2 separate regions of the Homo sapiens genome follow, and region 1 is linked to region 2. A link is a contact called in ENCODE Hi-C or POLR2A ChIA-PET data. All regions are on one chromosome and are shown on one strand. Each heading gives the region's core, a stretch centred on a gene start or an enhancer-like site at or near the end of the contact. The rest is flanking DNA. Distances are from core to core; before and after follow the strand shown.

Region 1 (4,830 bases), core at 1,333-3,832, 110 kb after region 2:
CTGTCACCAACCCAGGGGAACAACCAGATGCCATGGAAGATTTCTAAGGTGAGAATCTCAAAAGACCTGGGCTCTGAGTCCAATGCTGCTACCAACTCACTCTTGAGTTAGAAACTAGCTTAAACTCTCGCCATCTGTTTCCTCATTTGTAGAGGGGGAATATTAAAACAGTTCCTGTTTGACCCACTTCACATGGCTGTTTGAGAGCGTCAAATGAGTTCATGGAAAGGAGACAGCCCTCTCATTGTTTAGAGATCTCACCCTTGCTTCCTCTGCTCCACTTATATAACACATCTCTTTGTCTTGCCCCCAAAAGTACAACTCCTTCCAAAAATCCCCAACCGTGGGCCTTTGGATCTGTTCACTCCCTCCAGGATTTTGCTCACACTGTTCCCTCTGCTGGAATATGTTTGTCCGCACTAGATGTTCAAGGCCACATCTCATTGATCTCAATATCCTCATTGCCCAGCATAGGGCCTGGCATATGAGGGGAAATGTTCAAAACATAAGTCTCATAATTTCACGTATTTGCTCAAAAACCCTCCAGTGGCTCCCATCTCACTCAAACTAACAGTCAGTCTTATGAAGACAGGATCTGACCTCCAGTCACCTCCCTAACTTCATTTGCTCCCACTCTCTCACTCACTTACTCTACTCTGGGTAGAGTAACAACACTGGCTTCCGTGTTGTTCCTTTAGCACACACTCCTATATTTCAGGGTCTTCGTGTTTGTTTTCCCCTCTGTCTGGAATTCTGTGCCCCAAGAAAACCACATGGTTTGCTCCTTCCTCTCCTTCAGGTCTGTTCTTAACTGTTACTTCCTCAGGTAGTATCCACATTACTCCCTAACCTGTTATCCTACTTTATTTTTCTTCAGAGGCCCATCTACCTGATGATATATGTTTGTTTGTTGCCTCTTTTCCCTACTGGAATATAAATCAATGAGAGTGGAAACTTTGTCATGTTCACTGATGTCTTTGCAGAACCTAGAATAAGGTCTGACACAGAGTACTTGATATTTAAATACTCAATAAATACTGTTTGACAACTAAATCAATAGGTGTGGAATGAACAGTGGCCACCAAAAACTACCCAAAGCTTTCTTGCCAGCTTATCTACCTTCCTTCCTTGGGGTCAGAGCCCGAGCGAAGAGGCCTCACCCCATTCTAATTCTAATTCACCCCATTCTGCCTGATTTCACCCCATTCTAATTATAGGCCAATTGATGTGGGGCTGTAATCTGAGCAGATCCAGGGAAAGGACAAGGGGAATGCCATACTTTTTAACTAGTTTATTTTCAATGCTGCCTACTGACAGGAAGGCAGAGGAGTAACAAATCCATCTAGCCCTACATTTGATCTTCTTGTCCCAGGAGTATGCCTCATCAAGCCACTTTAGCTTTTAAGTAGATGCTTTTGCTGCCTTCATCATGTTGGGTTTTCTTGTTTCCTCCAACTTCTTTGGATTCAGTCATCAAATAGCAAAGTGGAACAGGTCCTTGGGTATTACACAACCAGGCTGGGAGGAGAGGGATCCCACAAAGAGGAAATTACAACCACACACAATCAAGCTCCCAAATATGAGCTACAATGTTAGGTTCCTGCTACAAATCTCCAGAAAAAAAAAAAGATTAAAAAGAAGCTATCCAGGATATGTTACCTTTCCCTTGTTTTCAAGTGGATTAAATGAGTGTGCAAGGTGGCAAAGTGACAGCTCAACCAAACCTCAGCATCATGGAAATTAGAAATAGAAATTTCCCAGAAACTGCAGTCCCTGGGAACAGATTATTCTCCCTGCTGCTCCCGCATACTGCTCTAATGTATTGATTAGTAGAGAGATGACTGACACTTTTACTCATCCATTTGATTTTCAGGAGCCCTGGGGGGTGGGGTAAAAGGAAAGTTACTTCAGGAACTCTAGTCCCTATAGAATGGTAGAGGGCAGGGATAATAACCAGAGTTGGGCAAAGAGACCAAGAATGTTCACGGAATAAGCTAAGAGAAGGGTCAGGCCTTGATATAATGCAGGGCTTCCTGCTCTCTAGCCAGACACTCTGATCTATTGAGCAGACACTAATTGCCTGCATGCTACCCTCCAAATTCCTCTTCAAGGGAGATTAAGCTCTGAAGGTTTCCCCTATGACTCCTCTTTTTCATTTGACAAATGAAGCTGAAATTATCATGCAGATGCTTTTGACAGCCACTCTGTTTGTTCAAACATCTGGGAGACAAGGGGGGTGGCAGAGACAGCAAAATATGGCATCTTTTTCTTGATTTGCACGGTCTGTTCACAGCAGTCCTCGGCAATCTGGCAGAATGTCTCTCCTTGCCTAGACAACTTCTTGGGCAGGTGGAATGCACAAAGAACCTATACCAGGGAACCTGTGAAATTGGGCCACCAATCCTAACCATCATCAAGCCATGGAGCATCCATGTCTCATTGCTTTCTTGGGGAGACTCCCCAGCACTCACCCACCACCTGACTGGGATTTGGATGACCTCCCCAAGGTAGTCTCACTGTCTTATTTAAATATAAACTCTTTACTACATACAAAAAGCAAGTCGCTGAAATATCACAAAGAACAGCAATTGGGCTGTGAGAGGCAGAAGGTTGAAGGAATATGTGGTACCTTACTGAAAACAATACCACACAAGGAATCAGGGGACTAGATTCAAGTTCCAGCTTTGTCACTGACTTGCTGTGTGGCCTTGGTAGGAAATAAACCTCTCTCTGCTTCTCTGTCTTTCACCATCATTGCAAGGTGTTTGAGAGTAAGTGTGTGAGAGTATGTGTACATGTGCATATGTGCATGTGTATACACACAAGAATCGTCAGGGTTGTAGGGGGAGTCCTCTAAGAGCCTTGGTGATTCTGACATTCTAGAAGTCTTTAACACAGGTATGGCAAATATGACAGAAACTTTAGGCTTGGCCTTTGAAATATATCCATCAGGCTTTACTAGAGAAAAGACTTCCTAGAGGACAACTTCGCTGGAACTGGCAAGTTCCACAGTGACCTCAGTCTGACAAGAAGACCATGAAGAATTTTTCTTCTTACAAATTGCTATAGGCTGAATGTTTGTATCCCCATAAAATTCACATGTTGAAACATAATCTCTACTGTGATGGTATTTGGAGGTAAGGCCTTGGGGGATGATGGTCATGAGAATGAGGCAGTCATGAATTAAATGGGAATAGCATTCATAAAAGAGACCCCAAAGAGTTCTCTCATCCTTTCTGCCATGTGAGGTTACAATGAGAAGACAACAGTCTATGAAGAGGGCCCTCACCAGGCACTGAATCTACTGGTTCCTTGATCTTGGACTTCCCAGCTTCCACAATTATGAGAAATAAATTTCTGTTGTTTATAAGCCACCCAGTCTATGGTATTTTGTTATAGCAGCCTGAATGAAGTAGGATGTCAATTTAGATGAAGAAAGGCTTCACCAAGCAGGAGCGTACAAGGGATGTGTGGGCTTACATGAGATTAGAGTACCAATCAATCAGGCTAATAAAGGAGGCAGACACTGTTAGAACTGTGTTTTTGTGGCCCCATTCAGACATACATGCAGGAAATTCCTTCTGAGATGCTGAGTGTTTAAATCATAGCTCAGTGTTATTGAGCTTGGTGCTACTGAAGCTCCCTGAGTAGGCCAGGTAATTTCATGCTATTTTTGGTTCCCCATGGCTCCTGCTCCAAGGACTGATGTCCCAGAGCACACAGGGGAATCAGAAAGTCTTCTAGGCATTGGGAAGTTGGGGAGATGCTCCAGGGAATAGGAAGACAACTGCTGCTGGGCACCTTCTCTTACAAAAAACCCTGCCAACGAGAGAGAATAAGGCCAGCTAATCCACCTTAATTTTAGAGTGTCTTAGAGTTGATGGGCTTGCTAGAAGTCATTTGGTCCAGCTCTCTGCCTTTAATCAGGCAAATGGCCAAAGCAATGCCAACACAAGGAAAAAAGGACCCACAATTTTCTAGTAAGTCTGGCCCAGTGCTGGCTTCTGCTTAAGAGAATGAGGGTCTCTTCATCTAGACAAATTCCTTTCTCTGCAAATCAAAGTGCTGTTCTACTTATATGGGAACATTATCCTTCAAATATAGCCCAAAAGGATGTCAGCTGATCAGAATTGTGGTCTTTTTCAGCAATCTACATTAAGGTAGGACAGAGGTAGCAGAATAAAAGGAAAGTGACTTTTTTCTGGGCCTTGGTTAAGCAGCTGTTTGTGAGGATGATGCTTGGTTCCCTTGGAACGGGCTAAAATACTTTAAGTATTAAGAGAAATACTACCTCTTAATCACTGAAAATGACACTTGAGTTGAGGTCAGTGGAATAGGGAGCAGACCCTACCTCTATATTGTGACCACAAGGCTTAAGATTGCTAATCCCTCCCTAGTAGCACGTCCAGCCTCTCCTATCTTGGTTATTTTAGCCAGCAGACTATCAGATTGCACAACCTGGGCCTGCAAGACATATGTGAAATGTCATTACTCCTGATACTTTTGGTGGGCATCTAGGAAGGGAAGGTCTTTCAGAATTCAGAGAAGTCATGGCTGTCTGCAATGAAATAATCAGGGATTATTTTAAAAACAGATGTGAAAACTGTGGATTTGGCAGGGATGATGGTTGTGGCCTATAGTGTACAGGCCTAATAGAGAGACCTAATAGATGTGCTAGGGTGAGGTGGTATCACCGATAAAAAAAAAAGTATGTTGGCTGTCCTGCATGGTTGGGAACAGGAGAACCAACCTCGTATTCTGTGTCTGGAAGTAAATTAGTATATACTATTTCTTATCTAAGTGTGAATCTGTTGGTCATAAATCCAGAAA
Region 2 (5,561 bases), core at 2,891-5,390:
TGTGAGTAGAACAGTAGATGCTGCTAGACAACATTAGGATGGCTTCCTGGCTCATAAGGATTACCTAATGGTTATGTCTATGTTATTTAACCTGCCTTCACAGCCACCTGTGACTCAAGCTGGGTAATCAGAATCTCTTCACTGGAAATTTAAAACTTGGAGACACAGAGAGAGAAATCATGTTAATAGCAGCACTTTAGAAAACAAATATAGAAAATTATTGTTGCTAACATCCTTGGACAGAGAAGTGCCCTATTCCGGCTTGGGTATTCACTCCTTTGATTCTGAGAGCTAATTAGAACTTCCTCTACCTGACACCAAATCTGCCACTACCTTGATCTTGGACTTCCCAACTTCCAGAACTGTGAAAAATAAATTTCTGTTCCTTATAAGTCATTCAGTTTGTGGTACTTAATTATAGCAGCCCAAACAAACTAAGACATCAACAAAAAAGAACCTTAACAACTACAATGATACCAATCATTGATCAGAGATGAAATAATTTACCCAAGATGCTATGGGATAGTAATGGGAATCAGATCACCTAACACCCACTAAAAGATTGTACACAACAGGTCCTTCATTATCTTAGTTCCGTAGTATCTTGTCATTTTGGAAATATATCTTCTCTGATGCTAACATGGAAGGTAAAATAAGGGGTCAGAAAACTAAACAAGATAGGTAGTAAACCAGATAAGCTTCTTCTAATACCACAACTCACTGCACAAAACAATAAAGCCCATAAATAACATCATTGGGTACAGGCTATTTCTGGCCCTTACTTTTCTAAAAGATCTCTATGCTAGTTATTGAACAGATAGTTGCACTCCCAGGTTTATTGCAGCACTATTTATGATACCAAAGATATGCAATCAACCTAGGTGTTCATCAGTGGATGAATGGATATAGAAAATATGGCATATATACACACACAATGAATTATTGAGCCACAAAAAATAATAGAATCTTGTCATTTACCATAGCATAGCTGGAACTGGAGGACATTATGCTAAGTGAAATAAGCCAGGCAAACAGAGATAAATGTCACATGTTCTCATATATGGAAACTAAAAAATTCACCTTATGGAGGTAATGAATAGAATGGTGGTTACCAGAGGCTAGGAATTGCAGTTGGGTAGGGGGAGATAAAGACAGGTGGTTAATGGGAACAAAAATACAGTTAGATAGAAGGAAGATCTAGTCTAGCGTTCAGTAGTACAATAGGGCCACTAATAGTTAACAACTATTTATTGTACATTTCAAAAAAAGCAGAAGAATAGATTGGAATGCTCCCAACACAAAGAAATAATAGTTGATTGAGGTGATGGGTATCCCAGTTACCCAGATTTGATCATTATTCATTGCATGCTTGTATCAAAATATCACATTTACCTCATAAACACATACAACTATTATGTATATATAAAATTAAAAAATTAAAAATAATGTATGCTAGTTATGCTTTTCTGTTTAGGCCGAAGTCATCTCTTTTATGACAGGAAGATGGGAAAGGAGTGCAATCGTTGAAAGTTAATTTATTTCAAACCCTTTACACAGCTTCTTCATTCATGCCTCACAATATCTTGAGAATTAGGTAGCCATTATTCCCATTTTACAACTGATAAAATAGAAGTATTGCTAGGCCTGGCATGGTGGCTCACACCTGTAATCACAGCACTTTGGGAGGCCCAGGCAGGTGGATCACTTGAGCTCAGAATTTTGAGACCAGCCTTGGCAACATGGTGAAACCCCGTCTCTACAAAAACAAACAAAAATTAGTTGGGCATGGTGGTGGGTGCCTGTAGTCCCAGCTACTCAGGAGGCTGAGGTGGGAGGACTGCTTGAGCCCGGGAGGCAGAGGTTGAAGTGAGCAGAGATTGTGCCACTGCACTTCAGCCTGGGCGACAGAGTGAGACTTTGTCTCAAAAAAAAAAGTGAAATAATTTTTCCAAAGTAATCCATCAAATAATTCATAGAGCAAGGAAATGCATTACAATGTCCATTAACATAAATACATGTACTGAAAACTGAAACAATCAAAGTGGTCATTCATAAAATGGAAAAATAAATTGTGGTAGAGTTACACATTAGAAACAGTACAGTAGGGAAAATAAATTAACTGTTAATAAAAGTTATCAACATAAAGCTCCCAACCATATTTTGACTAAAAACAAGTTGAGAAGAATATATACAGTATACCATTTATATTAGATTTTAAAGGAAGTAAAATATATATTTCTGAGATATAAATGTACATGTGGTAAAAAATTTAAAAAATTATTCATAGAAAAAATAAACCCCAAACTCATGATTGGAGTAATGGAATTAAGGAAGGTTACACAGAAGATCTCAGCTGTATTGATCAAATTTTTACTTGTTAAACTGAGCTAAGGCTACAATGGTATCGGTTGAATTTTTCTTTACAACCTTGTGTATTGCTTAATATGTAATACTTTAAAAAAGAAAGTAAATGGTATCTGGAGTATAAAAATTAATGTTGAAATAAATGTACATGGATCTTTAAGAAAAAAAAGAAAGAAAGAAAGTTGGGGAAGGACGTTGAGAAGGAAAGCAGAAGTGGGGAGGAAAAACAAATGCTACAATTCCACTACCCAGAGATTTTCATTGCTAGTTGTTTTGTTCATAATTTCCTATAGCATTTTTTCTGTTCATATAGAAGTATGTATTCACATATATTGTAAAGAAATATTTGATAATATTATGACTACTACTAGAAAACCTATTTTGTAACTTATTTCACAGGCACCAAATCAGTGCCATTTAAAAGGGCTGTATTCTATCCAATCATATTGTTATACCACAATTTATTTTACCAATTCACTATTGATGGGCATTTAGATTATTTCCAAAGTGTGCTATTACAAATAATGCTGCAATTAACACATTATATGTGTATGTGCATACCTGTGTGTATTTTCAGTAGTAACTGTGTTGAAAAAAAATTCCTAAGGGTAGAATTTCTAGGTCAAAGACTAAGAGGTTTTCAAGTTTGTTACATATGCCAAATAGCCCAACAATAAATGATTATACTAATTTACACACTTAATACTGTAATTGAGTGCCAGTGTCCCCAAACTCTGCACAACACTGGGCATAAACAATCTTTTTATCCCCTTGTCAATCATAATCTGCTATTCCGTTTTTTCATGTGCATTTATTAGTGAAGCTGAGTCACTTTTTAAACGTTTACTCACCATACTTGAATAACTTCTTCTGATTTTTTTGCCATTTTGTTAACATTTTTGAAGTTTTAATTATTATGGATATATAATAGTTGTACATATTTATGGGGTACATGTGATATTTTGATTAGAACATACAATGTGTAATAATCAAATCAGAGTAGATGGTATAACCATCACCTCAAGCATTTATCATTTCTTTATGTTAGAATCATCTCAATTCCGCTTTTTAGTTATTTTGAAATACATAATAAATTATTGTTAACTATAGTCGTCCTATTACGCTACCAAACACGAAATCACAAATACCAGGAAAGTTAACGGAGAACTGGATCAGGAGCCAAAATGTTTACATTCGAATTAAGGCTCTGGATTAATGAAAATGCGTAACCAGGAAAAGAAAGAACAAGAATAATGGGGACATAGAGGGTGAGAGAGGAGAAAAACGAGAAGAAAAAGCCATGTAAGGAAAAAGAATTTGCGCCTCAGGGTCCCCCTCCCCCTCTGCCCTGTTCCAGACACCTATTCTCATTCCCGCACTCCTACCCCTGGCGTCCTGCTAGCTGGTCTGGCTTCCTTCCCTCTGGAAAAAGGCAAATTATTCAATAAAGGGAGGATGAGTCCTAGCTCATCCCCACTTCTTGTCTCCTGCCGGGTGTTCAAATACAACTTACCACGCAGTCACCGCCATCCAACTGCATGTCACTCTCCACTTCGCCACGGTCTGAACTCTTGGCCACAAGATCTAAGCCTTCCGGATGCCCCAGCCAGTTCAGGCTGCTGGTCTCTTGTCCCTAAGCCTTTGCCGAGGTAGTCGGCTTACTTGATGCCAGCACACCAGGCCCCCCACCACCCGCTGGAAGCACAGGCCCCAGCTCAGGTCAGGTTCCGGAACCTAGCGTCCCCAGGTTCTCACGTGACTTAGTTTCCCAGGCAATAGCGCTTTTCTCCCGGATGTAGCAGTCAGCTGAAATGGAGAGAGTGCTTCTTAAAGTTAACCCTCAAACCACCATGGCCAGTGAATGCAGAATAAGCCCGCTGAGAGTTTCGTCTATTTCTATGGCATTATGCTGGAAATTATAAAGAAAAGGGATGAAAAAAACTGGAGACTTTTCACCAACAACAACATACAGATCTGTATTATTAGGATTCTTAAAATGAGTATGTGTTGTTTTTATAATTAAACTAACAAAAGGAAAATAAATAATGATGAATAATTAAAGCGGGATTATGTATACAACAAAACCGTATGATTACAACAGCACCTTATGTAGCTTTGAAAATAGGTAATGCTTCATGAGAGAAGTTATAGCAGTGTGCAAATATCAATTCAGACCTTAAACAAGAAGAATATACACACCAAAAGAGATTTCTTTAAACAAAATCTATGCTGTATGTGCCCTATGATTGTCACAGGGCTTAGAACCTGATATTCGGCTATGCATTCCTGTCAGAAAGAGCATGTTGCAGCCATGTCAGAACCAACCAAGGTCAAGAATTTCTTGTGACCAGTCGTGAAGTCCCTGAAGCAAGAAACAGAGAAACCCATGCTGGTAAGAAATGAAGAGACTCAGACCCTGCAGAAAGATTAAGAATAGCGATCGAAGACGTTAACTTGGTTGCAATCTGGCTCTGCCCTTTACAAAGTTATGCGACCTTTTTCATCTGTTAATTGCTTGTTGTAAATATTAAATTAAACAAGTCAATGTGTATAAGGCATTTAAAACAATGTCTGGCAGTGAGAAGACCTATTTGATAAATAAATAAAATATGGACACAGACATTGCAGCATAGGAATCCCTCAATCAGGAATCCTAGGTCTCCAAGAACACTGGTGATACTAATTTAGCTGTACAAGAAGGAGGTGTCCTGTGTGGGTGACATAAATATTTCAGGGTTTGGAGAGAAACATTCCTACATTTTTTATTTAAGAAAACAACACACCAAGGTTGTTTAGAAAGGCAGAGTGGACTCTGAATCCATGCAGCCTAGATTTGGATCCTAGCTCTGCTATTATCTGCGTTATTAGCTCAAGTTATTTAAGCCTTCTGTGCCTCAGTTTCCCCATAGGTAAAATAAGGATAACAGTACTAATTTCATAGGTTTGTTGTGAGACAGTAACATATTAAATAAACTTACAACGACTGCCACATAAGTACTATATAAATATTGATTAAAAGTAGTAATAAGAGACAAAAAATATTGGAAAATTAAGAAGTAAACCCACAAGGAACTACTGTCTCAGCCTAAAGTAAATCAAATACATGACCACTGCCAGAGACCTTGTCAAGGTATTTCAGATAAGAAAATCTTGTCCAATGATGTTATCGTGAAGCTGATAAGATTGTAATGTCCTTG

The links. Hi-C counts contacts between places; a loop is a spot of excess contacts on that map. ChIA-PET counts read pairs that join two places held with the same protein, here RNA polymerase II (POLR2A). Pooled maps may share reads with other maps.
Region 1: a loop to region 2 is called in a map of ascending aorta, with 2.5 times the contacts of the local background. The contact joins the promoter of ARHGEF9-IT1 here to the promoter of LINC01278 in region 2. A Hi-C loop is called at or near these places in 4 of 168 maps with a recorded cell type or tissue (ascending aorta, cardiac septum, chondrocyte and 1 more) and 10 of 50 pooled maps. POLR2A ChIA-PET finds 5 or more read pairs at or near these places in 1 of 52 experiments (BJ).

The regions. Positions count from the first base shown.
Region 1 is chrX:63,668,920-63,673,749 of GRCh38, forward strand. It overlaps ARHGEF9-IT1 (ARHGEF9 intronic transcript 1), which reads right to left and starts at 2,583. Exons shown (of 2, transcript NR_138419.1): 1 at 2,330-2,583; 2 at 1,277-1,422. All of the region lies in intron 6 of ARHGEF9 (Cdc42 guanine nucleotide exchange factor 9), which reads right to left.
Region 2 is chrX:63,556,955-63,562,515 of GRCh38, forward strand. LINC01278 (long intergenic non-protein coding RNA 1278) reads right to left here and starts at 4,141. Exons shown (of 4, transcript NR_152613.1): 1 at 3,878-4,141. RefSeq lists an enhancer at 3,321-3,862.